2 separate regions of the Homo sapiens genome follow, and region 1 is linked to region 2. A link is an interaction called in ENCODE POLR2A ChIA-PET data of the cell type or tissue named here. Cell type or tissue: A673. All regions are shown on one strand. Each heading gives the region's core, and the rest is flanking DNA. Links, peaks and the distances in the headings are about the cores only.

Region 1 (4,380 bases), core at 186-4,185, 100 kb before region 2:
CCATTTTCCTTTGAAAGGGACCAGAATAGTAATACCACAGTTGCAGCAAATACCCTTACCTCTGTATCTTGGTTTCTAAGTACCAGTCCCCACTACAAGGTACCAGGACTCCTTGGAGAATTAGCTGACTGCATGCCTAGGTCAAGGAAAGTACAAGGTGAGCCTGGTCCATTTTATGCCAATAAAGCAAGGAAGTACTCAAAGATTAGTGGAGATGTGTCAAAAGGATATGGGAAGTAGCTTAAGAAGTTCCTGCTAGTCTAATTTGGGACAATTTGGGGATAAGAAAGAACCATGATAATACTGGAACTATGAATTATAACACATGGAATAAAATGTGTGTCCACAGTGATCCTCAAAAACAAAGGTGGGGCCAGGCACGGTGGCTCACACCTGTAATCCCAGCACTTTGGGAGGCCGAGGCAGGCAGATCACCTGAGGTCGGGAGTTCGAAATCAGCCTGACCAATATGGCAAAACCCCATCTCTATTAAAAATATAAAATTAGCCGGGCATGGTAGTGCATGCCTGTGATTCCAGTTACTCAGGAGGCTGAGGCAGGAGAATGGCTTGAACCCAGGAGGCGGAGCTTGCAGTGAGCCGAGATTGCGCCATTGCACTCTAGCCTAGGCAACAAGAGCGAAACTCCATCTCAAAAAAAAAAAAAAGGTGGAAGGGGGCAGGATAGCAAAGCCCTTTATAGAAGAATACCAAGTAAATAAGGTTTGATAGAACTAGAAAATAATCAGCCGAGCATGGTGGCTCAGGCCAGTAATCCCAGCACTTTGGGAGGCTGAGGCGGGCAGATCACAAGGTCAGGAGATCGAGACCATCCTGGCCAACACGGTGAAACCCCATCTCTACTAAAAATACAAAAAATAAGCCGGGCATGGTGGCGGGCACCTGTAGTCCCAGCTACTCAGGAGGCTGAGGCAGGAGAATGGCGTAAACCTGGGAGGCGGAGCTTGCAGTGGGCCGAGACCGCGCCACTGCACTCCAGCCTGGGCAACAGAGCAAGACTCCATCTCAACCATCTCAAAAAAACAAAAACAAAAGAACTAGAAAATAATCATTTTGTAACCTTCAGTCTAATACAGTATTTGATTTAGGGAACGATCAATGAATGCTAAAAGCACTAGGTGAAAGACTGTTGAAGAAAAAAAATATTACTAGTCCTGTACTGTGTAAAGTACCACTCCATAGACTACTGACTCCTTACAAAGAGGGAAAAATACCTTACAATGGAAAGGTCTGGTATACCTATGTTGAACAAACGATTAAACTCAGTGAGACCAGTAATGGGACAAACTGATACCCTGTACCTCCTTGATGTGATGCAGTGGGAAGGATGCAACACCACCTGGGTATTAATCTCAAAATATGCATAACCTGAATCTAATTATGAGAATTAGAAACAGACAAATCCAAGTGTGGGACACAAAAGCTCTGACATGTACTCTCAAATATCAACACCATGAGAATCAAACCAACCAAAAGATAGAGGAACTGTTCCAGGTTAAAGGAGAATAAAGATGATAAATTTAGGCCGGGTGCAGTGACTCACGCCTGTAATCCCAACGCTTTAGGAGGCTGAGGCAGGCGGATCACCTGGGGTCAGGAGTTCAAGATCAGCCTGGCCAACATGGCGAAACCCTGTCTCTATTTAAAAAATACAAAAATTAGCAGGGCGTGGTGGTGGGTGCCTGTAGTCCCAGCTACTTGGGAGGCTGAGGCAGGAGAATCGCTTGAACTCAGGAGGCGGAGGTTGCAGTGAGACGAGATCACGCCATTTCACTCCAGCCTGGGCAACAAGAGCGAAACTCTGTCTCAAAATTAAAAAAAAAAAAAAGGAATGTATCTGTATATCAAAGTAATAACAACCACACCAAAAAAAGTATTTAATTCAAGTAACTTTTGAACATAGTCTTTTTTTTTTTTTTTTTTTTTCTGAGACAGAGTCTCACTCTGTCACCCAGGCTGGAGTGCAGTGGCGTGATCTCGTCTCACTGCAACCTCCACCTCTCCACCTCCTGGGTTCAAGTGATTCTCCTGCCTCGGCCTCCTAAGTAGCTGGGACTACAGGCGCGTGCCACCACGCCCAGCTAATTTTTGTATTTTTTTAGTAGAGATGGGGTTTCGCCATGTTGGCCAGGCTGGTCTTGAACTCCTGACCCCAGGTGATCCGCCTGCCTCGGCCTCCCAAAGTGCTGGGATTACAGACATGAGCCATCGCGCCCGGCCTAATGAATGATTCTTGATTGGATCGTGGACCCTCCCCCACCAAAAAGGGGAAATTTGAAAGTGGATGTATGTTCATGCTTCTCCAGCTTTGTGGTGCATATGCATCTCTAGTGGAGATCTTGTTGAAAATTAGTTTCTGGTTCAGTACATCTGGGCTGGGGGCTGAGGTTCTGCATTTCTAACAAGCTCCCAGGTGATTGCTGGGAGCCAGTAAATTCCTTGGATGTGATCATGATATCGTAGTTCTGTAAGAGAATGTCCTTGTTCTTGGGAGATGCATACTGAAGTATTTAGGGGTAAAATATCATGATGAGTACAGCTAATTTTCATTTGGTTTGGCAGAAAAAAACAAAAATGCTTGTATGTATTTAGGGGACATGAAGAATAAACAAAACGTGCAGGTAAAGTCAGTCCTGGCCGGGCTCGGTGGCTCATGCCTGTAATCCCAACACTTTGGGAGGCCGAGGCAGGCGGATCATGAGGTCAGGAGATTGAGACGATCCTGGCCAACATGGTGAAACCCCGTCCCTACTGAAAGTACAAAAATTACCTGGGTATGATGGCACATGCCTGTAGTCCCCGCTACTCAGGAGGCTGAGGCAGGAGAATCACTTGAACCCGGGAAGCGGAGGTTGCAATGAGCCAAGATTGCACCACTGCACTCCAGCCTGGCGACAGAGCGAGACTCCGTCTCAAGAAAAAAAAAAAAGAGATTGACAGTCCTAATTAATCTAGGTCTTTTCTGTGTGTTTTCAAAGGAATGAAGACATTGAGCTGATTCTCTCAGAAAACAGTTTTTCAAGTCCTGAGATGCTACGATCTCGATATTTAATGTATCCTGGCTGGCAAGTATCATCATTGAAAAATAACTAAGATTTTTTTGTAAACCCAATGATTTATTTATTTACAGAAAAAAAAAAAGAGAGAAGGTGAAAATACCAGATGTGCTTTGCAAGGGTGACACATGGCAGCTGGCACGGCCTGCCTGTCCGGCAGCTGCTGGCCTTGCCAGGAGCCCAGTGCTCCACCTCTTGGGCTCCAAACTGCGAGCCTTCTTAGATGTTTCAATTTAGGGAATCATCCTGTAGGCAGCAAGCACCGCTGTGCCCTGTGTTCCTCCAGCCCCTACTGAGGGCAAAGTGCCTGGCACAGAACCAAGGAGCTATAACTTTCCCAGGTGAGACTCGCTTCTGACAATACCGTCAGTCAGTCCTCTAGGGTTCCCATCTGCTGGGTTCCCTGCTCATATGGCCCAGGGAATGTTCTCTGTAGGATGCTGCACAGCCTGTGGACCTCTCCAGAGGAGAAGAGGACAAAGGAGAGAGTGTGCTGCAAAGTTACTGTAATCATACTAATACCAACACGCTGGAACATTTACTGTGTGTGCTAGCTATTGTTCAAAGACTCCACTCTCTATATGGCAGCTCCTAGCCACATGGCTATTTAATGAAATGTAAATTAATAAAAATCAAAATTTATAATTCAGTCTTTCAGCCACACAGCCACATTTCAAGTGCTTCATAGCTTCCTGTGGCTGGCAGCTACCGTGTCCAACAGTGCAGATCTAGAACATTTCCATTGCCCCAGAAGGCTCTGTTGAACAGTGCTGTTGTGAGAGCTTTGTTTGTGTTGTCTCATTTACACCAATCCTGTGAAGTGGATTCCGTTATTTTATCATTTTACAGATAAGGTACCAGGGGCAGCAAAGAGTTAATGACTTGACAATTTATAGCTTAGTAGATGAAAGAACTGGATTTCAAACCCAGGTTGAATGGCTCAGAGCTTTTTCTCTTAGGCATCGTGCTACACTTATTCCTGTATAGCATGGACAATTTGTTTCTGCTCTGTTGAAGGTTTAGGGGAAGACATTGTTAAAGCTTGGCCAGAATTAATCTCTCATGTTTATTTGGATTATCTTTGTTATTCTTACTCACTTTTCCCAAGCACCTCTCTACATCCTCCATACCACCCCTTACACCACCAACTTTTTTCGTAACAAAAAATGATCTGGCCAGGCTTGGTGGCTCACGCCTGTAATCCCAGCACTTTGGGATGCCGAGGCGGGCAGATCACAAGGTCAGAAGATCGAGACCATCCTGGCTAACGTGGTGAAACCCCATCTCTACTGAAAATACAAAAA
Region 2 (4,380 bases), core at 130-4,129:
GCCCACAGTGCCCCCCTGGCTTAGTCATGGCGAAGCTGGAGACGCTGCCTGTGCGCGCTGACCCAGGGCGGGATCCTCTCCTGGCCTTTGCCCCACGGCCCTCCGAGCTTGGACCCCCGGACCCCCGCCTGGCCATGGGCAGCGTGGGCAGTGGGGTGGCCCATGCCCAGGAGTTTGCCATGAAGAGCGTGGGTACCCGCACAGGGGGTGGGGGCAGCCAGGGCAGTTTCCCTGGCCCCCGAGGCAGTGGCAGTGGGGCCAGCAGGGAGAGGCCGGGCCGCTACCCCTCAGAGGACAAGGGTCTCGCCAACTCCCTCTACCTCAATGGTGAGCTGCGGGGCAGTGACCACACCGATGTCTGTGGCAACGTGGTTGGCAGCAGCGGAGGCAGCAGCAGCAGTGGTGGCAGTGACAAAGCCCCACCGCAGTATCGTGAGCCCAGCCACCCACCCAAGCTCCTGGCCACCTCTGGCAAGCTAGACCAGGTCAGTCCGCAGGGCCTGAGACCCTCACAGCCTTTTTCTGGGGGTGGGAGGCAACCCAGAGAGGAAGGCAAAGTGGGCCTTCTTGGAGGTTGGGTTGTGGGGGCAGGATGGAGGCTGGGCTGGGGAGTCATGGACTGGGGACCTGGGGCCAAGTCTAGCGGGTAGATCAAGGACAGAGATCTGGTATCAGGGAGCCATGAGGTAGAACCCCGGATGGGGAACCTCAGGGTGGAAATCCAGTAGGGGTGGGAGGTGGGGCTGGACAAGTCTTGGCCAGAGGGAAGAGCCTGGGCCAAGCCCAAGGCCTCATCCTGACCCCCAGCCCCCTCCTGCGTTTCCTGCAGTGCTCAGAACCACTAGTTCGGCCGTCGGCCTTCAAGCCTGTCGTACCCAAGAATTTCCACTCCATGCAGAATTTGTGCCCCCCGCAGACCAATGGGACTCCTGAGGGACGGCAGGGCCCTGGTGGCCTCAAAGGCGGACTGGACAAGTCTCGGACCATGACTCCAGCGGGTGGGAGTGGGAGTGGCCTCTCAGACTCAGGCCGGAACTCCCTCACAAGCCTGCCCACCTACAGCTCCAGCTACAGCCAGCACCTGGCACCCCTCAGTGCCTCCACCAGCCACATTAACCGCATTGGCACTGCCAGCTATGGTAGTGGTAGTGGCGGCAGCAGCGGTGGGGGGTCGGGCTACCAGGACCTGGGGACCTCCGATAGTGGACGGGCCTCCAGCAAGAGTGGGTCGTCGTCATCTATGGGGCGGCCAGGCCACCTGGGCTCTGGGGAGGGCGGAGGTGGAGGCCTGCCTTTCGCGGCCTGCTCACCGCCCTCCCCCAGTGCACTCATCCAGGAGCTGGAGGAGCGGCTGTGGGAGAAGGAGCAGGAGGTGGCAGCTCTGCGGCGCAGCCTGGAGCAGAGCGAGGCGGCTGTGGCCCAGGTACTGGAGGAGCGGCAGAAGGCGTGGGAGCGGGAGCTGGCCGAGCTGCGGCAGGGCTGCAGCGGGAAGCTACAGCAGGTGGCCCGACGTGCCCAGCGCGCCCAGCAGGGCCTACAGCTGCAGGTGTTGCGGCTGCAGCAGGACAAGAAGCAGCTGCAGGAGGAGGCGGCCCGGCTGATGCGGCAGCGGGAAGAGCTGGAGGACAAGGTGGCCGCCTGCCAGAAGGAGCAGGCCGACTTCCTGCCCCGGATAGAGGAAACTAAGTGGGAGGTGCGGGCTGGGGATCTGGGCCTCCCCTCTGCCTCCCTTCTGTCCCTCTGGGAAACCCCAGAGCAGTTGCCCCTCACTATCATAACGGTGGGATGGGGGGGGGGATGAAAGGAGCAGGGGGGACAAAAATCAATTGGGAGTGTCTGTGAGGACCCGAGGCCATCCGCTGGGTGAGACATGTCCATCTTGAGTCCAGGCAGGGAATCGGGTGCGTCGCTGCTGATGAGGGGCTGAGCCTGCAGCCCCGGGAAGCTTGGTGCCCCTGGCTCCAGATCTGGTAGCTGGGTTGGGGTGAGCAGAGCTCTGCCTTTACCTGGCTTCTCCTCTCACCTGTTCCTGCCCAGGTGTGCCAGAAGGCTGGCGAGATCTCCCTCCTGAAGCAGCAGCTGAAGGACTCGCAGGCGGATGTGTCGCAGAAGTTGAGTGAGATCGTGGGACTGCGCTCGCAGCTGCGGGAGGGCCGGGCTTCGCTGCGGGAGAAGGAGGAGCAGCTGCTCAGCCTGCGGGACTCCTTCAGCAGCAAGCAGGCCAGCCTGGAGCTGGGCGAAGGCGAGCTGCCTGCCGCCTGCCTCAAGCCGGCGCTGACCCCCGTGGACCCGGCCGAGCCACAGGATGCTCTGGCCACCTGCGAGAGCGACGAGGCTAAGATGCGCCGTCAGGCCGGGGTGGCCGCTGCCGCCTCCTTGGTTTCCGTGGACGGGGAGGCGGAGGCTGGCGGGGAGAGCGGGACGCGGGCCCTGCGGCGGGAGGTGGGGCGGCTGCAGGCCGAGCTGGCGGCTGAGCGGCGGGCCCGGGAGCGCCAGGGTGCCAGCTTCGCCGAGGAGCGCCGCGTGTGGCTGGAGGAGAAGGAGAAGGTGATCGAGTACCAGAAGCAGCTGCAGCTGAGCTACGTGGAGATGTACCAGCGCAACCAGCAGCTGGAGCGCAGGCTGCGGGAGCGCGGGGCCGCAGGGGGTGCAAGCACGCCCACTCCCCAGCATGGCGAGGAGAAGAAGGCCTGGACCCCCTCCCGCCTCGAGCGCATTGAGTCCACAGAAATCTGATCGACCTGGGCACTCGGCATTTTGACACATGTCCTGTCAAAAGGCCAGAGTCCCCAGTGTCCCCTCCCCTCCATCTCTCTTCCCCATAGACCCCATAACCCCAGACCAAAGAGGTTCTCTAAGCAGCTGTGACCAGGTTCCTCCCTCCCCACCTGCCCTCCTAGCTCCAGCACTGCCCCCGTGGCAGCCCACTTGGACCCCCCTAAAAGGAGGGAATAGGAGGAGGGCAGGGTGAGTGGGGGCAATCCTAGGTGGTGGGGGAGTCATGCTCCCTTTCTCGGCACCCCCTTGTTGGAGATGGAGGCAGCAGACGTGCAGTGCCATAAGGTGCCCCAGTCCTTCTGGAGGCCTGGGCTGCTACTGTTGGCCACCCTGTGTCTAGTGATGCTCTCTGTGCTCACCTCCTAGGCCATGGAGCCTGAGGGGGCCTGCACCAGGTTTGCTGAAACTGACAGAGCCTGGGCTCCAGACCTCTCTCCCTCCTACAGTGCTCTCCCTCCCTGGGCAGATTGGCAGGACAAGTGGGAGCAGATGGCCTGCCTTTGGCTGAGAGGGCTACCTGCCCAGCCCCTCCCCCAACAAGATCTCTTGGACTCAGGCCTCAGAGCCTGGCCTGGTTGTGAGTGTGTGTCCCTGTGTGTGTGTTGCGGGAGGGGAGGACTGGGGCTGGAAGTCCAGCACCCAGGGAAGATCTGTCCTCCTGTTCTTGGGAAGCGTTGCCTGACGGCTTCTCGGCTCTACCCTCACCCTTCTGGCCAGGATCCCGCAGGGCAACAGCCCCATCTGCTTGGCTGACCCCACACCCAGGACCACTGTCCGGCTCTAACACAGCTATTAAGTGCTACCTGCCTCTCAGGCACTCTCCTCGCCCAGTTTCTGAGGTCAGACGAGTGTCTGCGATGTCTTCCCGCACTCTATTCCCCCAGCCTCTTTCTGCTTTCATGCTCAGCACATCATCTTCCTAGGCAGTCTCTTCCCCAAAGTCTCACCTTTTCTTCCAATAGAAAATTCCGCTTGACCTTTGGTGCACTGCCCACTTCCCAGCTCCACTGGCCCAAGTCTGAGCCGGAGGCCCTTGTTTTGGGGGCGGGGGGAGAGTTGGATGTGATTGCCCTTGAAGAACAAGGCTGACCTGAGAGGTTCCTGGCGCCCTGAGGTGGCTCAGCACCTGCCCAGGGTAGGCCTGGCATGAGGGGTTAGGTCAGCCAATGTCAGCTGCTTCTCTTGGGGCCCTCTCAGAGTCTATCTCCCCAAGACAGGAAGGGAAAAGCAAATTTCTAATTCACCAGCAATAAAAATTGGAGGAGGCTTGGCCCTCAGCCCTTATATCTCTCTCTTTTTCACTCTCTTCCTCCCACCCCCAAGACTGAGTTTTGGGGGGCAAGGTGGAGAGAGCTGGCAACTACTGTGAGCAAGTCCCCTAGCCCCTGACCAGCCTCCTCCCATGACTGGTGACTGTTTAATGAGCTGTGCATCCCCCACAAAAACATGAGTGCCCCTCTGTGTGGCCTCTAACCCTCTGCACAGCCCTTCTGGGTGGTCCTCACCAGGTCTCTGAGCTGGGTGGGAGGCCATCCTGGCGACCACTGCCCATTCCATTCACCCCTCACTGTACCTGCCCTAGAACCTGGGCCTAGGCCACAG

The links. ChIA-PET counts read pairs that join two places held together with the same protein. Peaks named below come from ENCODE experiments on the same cell type or tissue, not always from the same donor. Only the 100,000 strongest peaks of a DNase experiment are listed, where the experiment ranks them.
Region 1: POLR2A ChIA-PET joins it to region 2 with 5 read pairs; 3 of 35 experiments call an interaction of 5 or more read pairs at or near these places.

The regions. Positions count from the first base shown.
Region 1 is chr20:3,263,143-3,267,522 of GRCh38, reverse strand. It overlaps DNAAF9 (dynein axonemal assembly factor 9), which reads left to right. Exons shown (of 37, transcript NM_001009984.3): 31 at 2,999-3,085. Among named protein-coding and RNA genes, the nearest start is that of SLC4A11, 26 kb to the right of the region's middle. In A673, for the core only: no CTCF peak of the experiment used is centred there; no DNase peak of the experiment used is centred there.
Region 2 is chr20:3,162,810-3,167,189 of GRCh38, reverse strand. It overlaps LZTS3 (leucine zipper tumor suppressor family member 3), which reads left to right. Exons shown (of 5, transcript NM_001365618.1): 3 at 9-485; 4 at 830-1,693; 5 at 2,038-4,380. The coding sequence starts at 27. The coding sequence ends at 2,736. Among named protein-coding and RNA genes, the nearest start is that of UBOX5, 5.1 kb to the right of the region's middle. In A673, for the core only: no CTCF peak of the experiment used is centred there; a DNase peak (open chromatin) is centred at 1,639.